Linked DNA regions of Homo sapiens: region 2 is linked to region 1. Evidence: read pairs that join two places in POLR2A ChIA-PET (ENCODE). Cell type or tissue: OCI-LY7. All regions are shown on one strand. Links, peaks and the distances in the headings refer to the core of each region. The heading gives the core; the rest is flanking DNA.

Evidence for each region. Peaks named below come from ENCODE experiments on the same cell type or tissue, not always from the same donor. Only the 100,000 strongest peaks of a DNase experiment are listed, where the experiment ranks them.
Region 2: POLR2A ChIA-PET joins it to region 1 with 5 read pairs; 2 of 35 experiments call an interaction of 5 or more read pairs at or near these places.

The regions. Positions count from the first base shown.
Region 1 is chr10:30,784,818-30,790,035 of GRCh38, reverse strand. No RefSeq gene overlaps it. Among named protein-coding and RNA genes, the nearest start is that of LINC02644, 64 kb to the right of the region's middle. RefSeq lists a silencer at 4,594-4,903. In OCI-LY7, for the core only: no CTCF peak of the experiment used is centred there; no DNase peak of the experiment used is centred there.
Region 2 is chr10:31,918,482-31,923,699 of GRCh38, reverse strand. All of the region lies in intron 1 of ARHGAP12 (Rho GTPase activating protein 12), which reads left to right. LOC107984219 (a long non-coding RNA gene) reads right to left here and starts at 848. Exons shown (of 3, transcript XR_001747415.2): 1 at 1-848. In OCI-LY7, for the core only: no CTCF peak of the experiment used is centred there; a DNase peak (open chromatin) is centred at 2,489; H3K27ac peaks cover 497 bases.

The sequences.
Region 1 (5,218 bases), core at 1,498-3,997:
AGCCACCCGCGCACCCACTTCTGACTCTGCTACACGCTGGTGTGACACTCTTCGTGTTCCGCCCCACTCATCCCCCTTGTCATGACTGCTTCTCCACTTCCGCCCCTCTCTCCAGATTATAAGTCCCATGAGGGCTAGGGCGCTGGCTGTCTTGTTTACTATTGTGTCCCCCAAAATGTCCCTGAAACCTACAACAGTGCCTGGCACACCATATTCCCTGACTGAAGAATAAGCACATGAAAGAATGGATGTGATCCAGTCTTAAACCATATTCTCTAAGAATCCATATGGCAAAATGCTCACAACCCAACATTAAATGAGAAAAAGTCTGCAAAATTGTATACACAGCATGACATTAACATGACTATACACAAATACATGTAAAAACCCAGACCAGAGGCACTAAATTGTTAGCAGTGGTTGGTCCTGGCCATTTTAGTTTTTTTCTTTATACACATATATATTTTCCAGATATTTACAATAAACTTCTATTTCCTTCATAATTGTGAAAACAGTGAGTTAAGAGAGTTGGAAACAGCAAAGGATCCAGGACTTCTGGAATGAACAATGATTTAAGTCCAAGGTCTAGATGGTCGGGCCATCCTGTGAAATATCCACATTTGAACTTGGCCACAATGGATATCTATTATAGCCATCATTTCCAGACCGTCTCTACACAATCGCCAGTGATTCCTTTGATAAGAGCTCCCTTCCTTTGTCATGGGGACCCGTTAGGCTGAGCACAGCAGAGATGACAGGTAGGATTTCATGAAGAGACATAAATTTCCTTCTTTTTTCTAACAGAAAAATTCAGGGTAAACAACCCTTTCCCCACTGTCACCACACTCACCTTCAGAGCAACAACTTAGAGGCTCTTACAAGAGGACTTGTTTACCTCTGTCCCACCTGAAGCATCTGTAACTGTTTGCAGTAACTGTTGAAGGTGTCAATGTGAAGCTCCCCAGGCTTGGGACCCAGCACAGGGATAGGTGGTGCATTAAATGGGCCCAGGGAGGACAGATCTCATGGGAGTGGCGTCCGCAGAAACTCGAGGACAGTGGTTCCAAGTCTTGATCTGGACCCTGGATTTCTTCTCTTGCTTTGATTTCTCCATTTTCCCATCAATCACATTGGGATGTGTATGCACCCCTCTGAGACTGTTTCAGGGAGTGGTGAAATTTACAGCACTGCCATTTGGGGATCTGTCCCTCTACCCTCTGCCCATGGGTCTCTCTTAAGAGATCACCATGTGAGGAACAGAGTGTAGAGAAGAAGGGATGTTCAGCCTCAAGAAGATGAGAAAAACCACAGAAGAGTGGAACATTAAAATTGTCATACACATGAAAAGCAGATTCGTTCTGTGTGGCTTCCCAGGACAGAACTCAGGCCAGAGGTAGAGGTTCTAGAAAGCCAGGTTTCTGCTTCACCTAAAAAAAGAAACTCCTAAGAACAAAAAGTGATCCACGAGGCTGCCTTGTAAGGCAGTGCTGAGTCACCCATCCCGGTGAATGTTTCAGTGGGGCTGACCCATCATAGGGCACTTTTGGTAGACAGGATGCCTGTGTGAAGTTGGGAACTGGACTGATAACCTTTGACTTTTCCTCCTGACTCCAAGGACCTATGTTTCTGCCACTTGGCCTTTTGCTTGTGCAAGCTTGGACATAGTTTATAACTCATCCTCAACACCATTTTACCTAGGCCCAGCCAGAGCTGCAATAGCCAGGGGCCTCCCTCTTTGCTCACCTCCAATGGGGGACATTTGTCTTGCTCATAGATGCCATCTATTACCTGACTACAGGACAAGCTCACAATATGAGTCCCACCTTCCCAGAGTAAAAGTGAGAACTCAAAATCCCAGGATCCCTTGCAGGAAAGAAGAAGTCTTGTGACCTAAGTCTATCTTTCATATGCTCCTGTGCAAGACTTCAATTTGGAAATTAATAACCTGAAGGGAAAAAAGGTGCAGGAGGGAATCTGCCTGGTGCATTAATTTTCTGTTTTGAGCCACGGCAGAGACATTGGCTTTTATGCTGTTTCCCAGACAGTGCAAGGTCATGTCCCATTAGATCTAGCAGATGTGGCATTTGTGATGAAGCAGATTTGTGGCATTTTGTGCTTATGAGTGGCAGAAACCACTGCTGTTTCCTCAGCAAGTTCTGTGGCGGGATTTAGGGATCGCTCCCGGACGTTTAGCTTCAACTCTGACTCCTGGCTGCCCATGACTCTGTGAGCTTGCTCTGATCTCCCAAGAGAATGGCTCAGGGCTCACCAGTCCCATTTTGTCCCCGTTGTCAGGCACACACAGAGCTGAACTGCCTTTCCCAGCCTTCCTTGCCCTTAGGCGTGGCCACACGACTGAGTCCCAACTAATGGAGCGTGGAGAGAAGCGACAGACATCCATGCCTGGTCCCTAAAGCCTCTCACAATCACCCACACTCTTATCGCCTAGCAAGGCGCAGAGGATCCGCTGGGAGATGACAAGAGCCCTGGAGCCATGAGAAGACAGGAGCCTGGGCTCTTGGATCACTAGCCTGCATGGCGACATGAACAAGGAATAAACCTCTTATTGTCTTAAGCCACTCTGAGTTTGCAGTTGTTGTAGGGTTAGCGCATCTTGACTAGTACACTGAAATCCGTTTTCTGATGGACTAGCTAAAGCAGATTTCCTTTTTTTAGGATTAAGAACTCTGAGTATTTCACTTCCCGACTCGGTCTAATGTGTTGATTTGGTAGTTGCATCTGCAGGTAGGCCATGGTTCCCCCAGAATGGGCGGCACAGGGCTTGCCTTAGACCTCTCATCTTAGTGCAGGATGGAGGGGACCCAGCAGGAGCCCTAGTGTGGCAATCCCATCACCATAGGCAGGCCCAGCCACAGAAGTGTCTCTGATGGAGAGTGGGCTCTCTGTCTGCTTCTCTGGTCATGGTGGGCCTCTGACTTCATCCCTGGCTCCCTGCTAAGAAGTACAGGGAGGTCAGGTATGTTCTTCCTGGTGCCCCTGAATTCTGCACTGGGAATTCTGTCCCCTCCTCTTTCTTATTAGGTGAAGCCATGGTCAGGTGTGGTGGCTTACACTTGTAATCCCAGCATTTTGGGAGGCCAAGGTGGGAGGATCGCTTGAGGACAGGCATTCAAGACCAGCCTGGACAACACAGCGAGACCCCACTGCTAAAAGAATTGTTTTAAATTAGCCATGTGTGGTTAGTGCCCAACTGTAGCCCCAGCTACTCAGGAGGCTGAGGCTGGAGAATCACTTGAGCTCAGAAGTTTGAGGCTGCAGTGAGCTCTGATCACATTACTGCACTCCAGCCTGGCAACAATGTAAGACCTCATCTCCACAAAAAATGAAAATAAAAAATAGCTGAATGTGGTGGCACGCATCTGTAGTCCCAGCTACTCTGCAGGCTGAGGCTGCAGGATCCCTTGAGCCCAGGAGTTTGAGGCTGTGGATTGCACTACTGCACTCCAGCCTGGGCGACAGAGTGAGAGCCCATCTCTGAAAAGAAACAAAAGAAATAAAAAAGGTGAAGCCAACTCTGGGTCAGGAGCCCAGAGAGCTATCTGTCTCTGAAAGAAATTACCTTGCACCCACTTGAAATCAGGCTTGAGTTCATGCAGAAGATGCTCTTAGCCATTTCTGGCCAGCTCACCCCTGATTCATCCCCTACCCACAGGGCAGTCCCATGGTGGCAGTGAGTACCATGTGGCTGGCCCTCTGCTCTCAATTGGCTGGACCAGAGCTGGGCATGTGATCTAAGCTGGGCCAGCCCCATATTTTGTGCCTGAATTCTGGAGATGCAGTTTCAGGCTGGGCTCCCCTGTTGAATAGAGCAGATGTAAACTGAATTTTGTGCCTGAATTCTGGAGATGCAGTTTCAGGCTGGACTCCCCTGTTGAATAGAGCAGATGTAAACTGATAAACAGTGGCAGGACCATCTTCTGTCCTATGTGGACTGAGAAACAGGCCTTGAGGCAGTCAGTCGGCCAATAAAAACAAAGCAGCAGGAATATAGAAGAAAAGGTGAAAGAAGGAGGAAGAACTTTCTGAGCCTGGAGGTATCTCAGGCCCATGGGTCCATGAGCAAAGTCTCTATCCACAAAACAGAATTTTCTAGTTTGCTTAAACTAGTTCAAGTCCGTTTGTAAAATCTAAAATGTAAGGACCTTGATGGATACAGGAAGAAGTAGAAAAGGTTACCCTACAAGTTGCCACCCCTTGGGAACCTCAGAACCTGCTGGCTCCTGCAGAACTGGGAAACCTAAAAATTCTCATGCAGAGCTGGGGAAATAAGGCCGCAGGAGAGACCTCTTGGGACGTTTCACTAAGTGGAAAGGAGTTTCTCCAGCCTAACAGCCTCTTGTCATCTCAGAGCAAACGCAAAGAGCCCAGAGAGGTGGAGTGACTTCCCCGCGCGCCCCCACAGTCCATTGGCTTGGGGCTATAACCTAGGTCCCAGGGCCGCCCATCTGCAAGGCTGCCTGAAACCCCAAGCATGAACTCTCACTTGGAATTAGCATCCCTTTCCCACATTCGGCCCCTGGGAGCAGCGGCCAGGAGGGAGCTATCGGGAGAAGTAAGCTCGAGTTGCTAGGATGGCGACAAATGACGCAGCTAATTCTCCTCGCCTGACTGGTCCCCGCGCCCTGGGACCCCGTGTCCCCGCGCACAAGTGCGTGCTCGGGAGTCCGGCCCAGGAGCAGCTGCGGAGGCCGGGCGGCCCTGGGAAGATGCCTGGCGGGTTGTCGGGGGAGGGAGGAGAGGGTACTGGGCTCGGGGCCCCCACTCACCCACCCCTGCACCGCGGGGGGCGGCGCTGGGCGGCCCGGGGAGGGCCAGCCCCGCCGAGCCTTTCAGAGTTAATTAGCCTTCATGAATATGGATGCCACCGCCGATTGAAGACGGTTGAGAGGTCGTAACCTGACCTCGGCGAGGCGTGCATAAAGAAAAGCCTACTTTTCTCAGCTTGGCTCCTAATTGAAAGCCCGAGTGGTCGGGCGCAGCGCGGAGGGTGTGATCGCGCGCCCCGCTCCCTGCGCGCTCTGGGGACGGTGGCGGGGGCGCCCGGGCGAGCTCGGGGACCCGCAGGTGTGTGCGGGCGGCCCAGCGCAGCTTCGCCGCGGCGGGATCCGAAGTGGGGATTTATTCTGAAAGCTTTCCTTTTCCATGATGGTTTTCATTTCCTGTAATTTAGAGCTGGAAGCATTTATGGAATATCACA
Region 2 (5,218 bases), core at 1,477-3,976, 1.1 Mb before region 1:
GACTCGTGTACTATGGATTCTGGTCTGGATTTTTCTTCACTCAAGAAAATTATTTTGAGATTCACCCAGTTTGCTGTGTGTATCAACAGTTCGTTCCTTTTTATTGCTGAGTGATATTCCATTGTGTGGATATACCACAATTAGTTTATTCAATTGTTGATTGACTTGCGAGTTTCTCTTTGTTACAGATGAAACTACTGTCTTTGTGTCTACATATGCTTTAATTTTTGTTGGTAAATACCTAAGAGGAAAATCCCTGAATCATGTGGTAGATGCATATTTAACATTTTAAGCATCTGCCAAACTTATTTCAAATGCTGGTTCAGTTTTACATCCTCACCAGCTTTGTGTGTGAGTTCCACTGGCCCTGCATTCTCAAAAACACTGGTATGACCTGACTTAGCCATTCTGTGAGATGTGTGGTGACATTTCTTTCTTTTTGGTTTTAATTTGCATTTTCCTGATGGCTAAAGATGTTGGGCATATTTTCATGAGCCTATTTACCATCTATAGATCTTTGGACAAGTCTGTTTAAATATTTTGCCTGTTTTTTTTTTTTTTTTTTTTCCTGTTAGGGTCTTGCTCTGTCACCCCAGGCTGCAGTACAGTGGCATGTTCACAGTTCACTGCAGTCGCGAACTCCCAGGCTCAAACAGGCTTCCCACTTTAGCCTCCCAAGTAGCCGTGACTACAGGTGTGTGGCACCATGCCCAGCTAATTTTGTAAACTTTTTTTGTAGAGACGGGTTCGTGCTATGTTGTCCAGGTTGGTTTTGAACTCCTGACCTCAAGTGATCCTCTTGTCTCGACTTCCTAAAACACTGGAATTACAGGTGTGAGCTACCTTGCCTAACCTATGATTTTTTTCTTTTTTATAATGTCTTTGGTTTTGGTGGAATGGAGTTGGGATGTTTTCTCTCTGCTTCAACTTTTTTTTGAGAGATTTATGTAGAATTGGTAGTAACTTCTTTACGTTTTTGGTAAAATTCACCAGTGAAGCCGCCTGGGCCAGTTTTCTTTGTGGGAAGCTTTTAAAGACAAATTCTGTTTATTTAATAGATATAGGAGTATTCAGGTTATCTGTTTATTCTTTAGCAAGCTTTGGTTATTTGTATCTTTCAAGAAATTTGTTAGAAGGGCATGGTAGCATGCACCTGTAGTCCCAGCTATTCAGGAGGCTGAGGCTAGGAGGATTGCTTGAGCCCAGGAATTAGAGGCTGCAGTGAGCTATGATTATGCTTCTGCACTCCAGCCTGGGCAACAGAGCAAGACCCTGTCTCTTAAAAAAAAAAAAAAAATTTGTCTACTTCATGTGGATTGTTGAGTTTGTTGGCATAAAGTTGTTCATAATATTTTCTATTTTCCTTTTGATGTCTTCAGGATCTGTAGTTATGTCTCTGGTTACCTTTTTGATAATTTGTTTCTTTTCTCTTTTGTTCCCATTAGTTTGGCTAGAGGATTGTCAGTTTTACTGATCTGTGCTTTTTTTTTTTTTTTTTTTTTTTTTTTTTTTTTTTTTTGAGGCAGGGTCTTGCTCTGTCTCCCAGGCTGGAGTGCAATGGCATGATCTCAGCTCGCTGCAGCCTTTGCCTCCTGGACACAAGCCTCAGCCTCCTGAGTAGCTGGGACCACAGGCACATGCCAACCACACCCGGCTAATTTTTTGTATTTTTGGTAGATATGGGGTTTCACCACGTTGCCCAGGGTGGCATTGAACTTCTAAGCTCAGATGATCTGCCTGCCTTGGCTTCCCAAAGTGCTGGGATTATAGGTGTGAGCCATTGCACCTGGACAGTTTTACTGCTCTTAAAGAACCAGGCTCTGGTTTCATTGATTTTTCTCTAACATTTTTCTGTTTTCTTTTTATTGCTTTCTGCTCTCATCTTTTTCATATCTTTTCTTCTACAAACTTTTTTTTTTTTTTTTTTTTTTTTTTTGAGATGGAGCCTTGCTCTGTCACCCAGGCTGGAATGCAGTGGCACAATCTCGGCTCACTGCAACCTCTGTCCCCAGGGTTCAAGCCATTCTCCTGCCTCAGCCTCCCCAGTAGCTGGGATTACAGGCATGCACCACCATGCCCAGCTCATTTTTGTATTTTTGGTAGAGACGGGGTTTCACCATGTTGGTCAGGCTGGTATCGAACTCCTGACCTCATTATCCGCCCGACTCTGCCTCCCAAAGTGCTGGGATTACAGGCATGAGCTACCGCGCCCGACCTCTACAAACTTTGGATTTAATTTGCTCCTCTTTACCTTCTTAGAGTGGAAGCTTATGTCATTGATGTGAGACTTTGTGTTTTTTCTGGCATTTAGTGCTGTAAGTTTTGTCTGAGCACTACTTCAGCTGTATCCCACAAATTTTGAAATTACATGTTTTCATTTTCATTCAGTACACATTTCCTGTTTGGTTTCTTTTTTCTTTTTTTGAGACGTTGTTTCACTCTCACCAAGGCTGAAGTGCAGTGTCACAAACTGCAGCCTTGACTTCCTGGGCTCCTGTAATCCTCTTACCTCAGCCTCCCTTAGTAGCTGGGACTACAGGTGCATATCACCATGCCCGGCTAGTTTTTTTAGTTTTTGTAGAGACGGGGTCTCACCAGGAGTTCAAAACTCACCAGGCTGGTCTTGAACTCTTGGCCTCAAGTGATCCTCCCACCTCCGACTCCCAAAGAGCTGGGATTACACGCGTGAGCCACCTTGTCCAGCCTGATTTTGTCTTTTGACTCCTGACTCATTTAGAAGTGTGTTGCTTAGATTCCAAAAACAATTTTGGGGTTTTTAAGATACTTTTTGAGAGTTTCTAATTTAATTTTATTGTGATTGGAGAACATACTTTGCATAATTTCAGTTCTTTTCAGTTTATTGAGGCTTGTTCCATGGCCGAGAATGTGGTATACAGGAACTTAGGTTTGTAAGAAACTACTAAACTGGCTGTGCTATTTAGCACTCTCACTAACACTATGTAAATACTCTAGTTTCTGGAATACTTGCCAGCACTGTTATTGTCTTTTTTAAAACAAAAACAAAAACAAAAACTTTATTGTAGTTGATGTGTAGTGATACCTAATTTGGGCTTTAGTTTACATTATTGATTTTTATTCTTGTTAAAATCAATTTGAATAAAACTTACAAATCGTGGATTTTTTTTTTCCAGTAGATGACAAAATGTGCTGAGGGATTGGTAATAGTTCATCATTTGTATGCTGCGTAAGTGCTACTTTTCAGTTTTCTTTTTTTTTTTTTTTTTTTTTTGAGACGGAGTCTCACTCTGTCGCCTAGGCTGGAGTGCAGTGGTGCAGTCTTGGCTCACTGCAACCTCTGCCTCCTGGGTTCAAGCGATTCTCCTGCCTCAGCCTCCCTAGTAGCTGGGATTACAGGCACCCACCACCACGCCTGGCTAATTTCTGTATTTTTAGTAGAGTGAGGTTTCACCATGTTGGTCAGGCTGGTCTGGAACTGCCGACCTTGTGATCCGCCCACCTCTGCCTCCCAGAGTGCTGGGATTACAGGTGTGAGCCACTGCGCCCGGCTAATTTTCAGTTTTCTAAGAGTTTGAATGTTTGTTTGCTTTTTAGTATTTACTTTTTTTTTTTTTTGAGACAGAGTCTTGCTCTGTCACCCAGGCTGGAGTGCAGTTGCGCGATCTCGGCTCACTGCAACCTCCGCCTCCCAGGTTCAAGCGATTCTCCTGCCTTGAGTAGCTGGGATTACAGGCATGCCACCATGGCCAGCTAATTTTTGTATTTTTAGTAGAGATGGGGTTTCACCATGTTGGTCAGGCTGTTCTTGAACTCCTACCTCGTGATCCACCCACCTCATCCTCCCAAAGTGCTGGGATGACTGGCGTGAGCCACCGTGCCTGGCCAATATTTACTTGTTTTTTGTTTTTTTTGGTTTTGTTTTTTTTTTTGAAATGGAGTCTTGCTGTGTTGCCCAGGCTGGAGGTGCAGTGGTGCGATCTCGGCTCACTGGAAGCTCCACCTCCCTGGTTCACACCATTCTCCTGCCTCAGCCTCCTGAGTAGCTGGGACTACAGGTACCCACCACCATGCCCAGCTAATTTTTTTGCATTTTTAGTAGAGACGGTTTCACCGTGGGAGCCAGGATGGTCTTGATCTCCTGACCTTGTGATCCGCCCACCTCAGCCTCCCAAAGTGCTGGGATTACAGGCGTGAGCCACCGCGCCTGGCCCTATATCTACTTTTAAAGAGGATTTGTAAGAGCTTCATGAGGATTTTAGTTACTTGTGGCTTTTGAGTAGATGGGTATAAGGTGATTTAAATTGTATACTACAGTGTCTTTAGTGAAATATATATAACATGAAATTTACTGTTTTAACCATTTTTGAGTGCACAGTTCTGTGGCATCAAATAAATTAACTTTGTTGTCCAGCCATCACCACCCTTCATCTCCAGAACTTTTTCATCTTTCTAAACTGAAACTCCATACCCATTAAGCAGTAACTTCCTGTTGCTGTCTTTCTCCATCCCTTGGTAACCACCATTCTGCTTTCTGTCTTTATGAATTTGACTACTCTAGGTACCTTATATACATGAAATCATATAATGTTTGCCCTTTGTGACTGGCGATTTCCCTAAGCATAAATAGTCTTCAGAGTTCATTCACATTGTACTGTCAGAATTTCCTTCCTTTTTAAGGCTGAATAATATTTTATGTATGTATCACATTTTGTTTATTCGTCCATTGATGGATATTTAGTTTGCTTCCACTTTTTGACTATTGTGATTAATGCTGCTGTGAACATGGATATACAAATATCTGTTTGACTTTCTGCTTTCAATTCTTGTGGGTGTATACCCAGAAGTGGAATTGCTGGATAATGTGGTAATTGTATTTTCAGTTTCCTTGAGGAACTACCATACCATTTTCCCTAGTGGCTGTACCACTTTACATTTCCACCAGCAGTGCACAAGAGTTTTAGTTTCTCCACATCCTCACAAACATTTGTTATTTATTTAGTTATATTTATTTATTTGAGACAGGGTCTCACTCTGTTGCTGAGGTTGGAATGCAGTGGCACAGTCACAGCCCACTGCAGCCTCAACTTCCAGGCTTGAGCGATTCTTTCACTTCAGCCTACTGCGTAGCTAGGGCTACAGGCATGTGCCACCAATCCTTGGCTATTTTTTAAATTTTTGTTTGTAGAGACGGGGCCTCGTTATGTTACTCAGGCTGGTCTTGAACTCCAGGGCTCAAGTG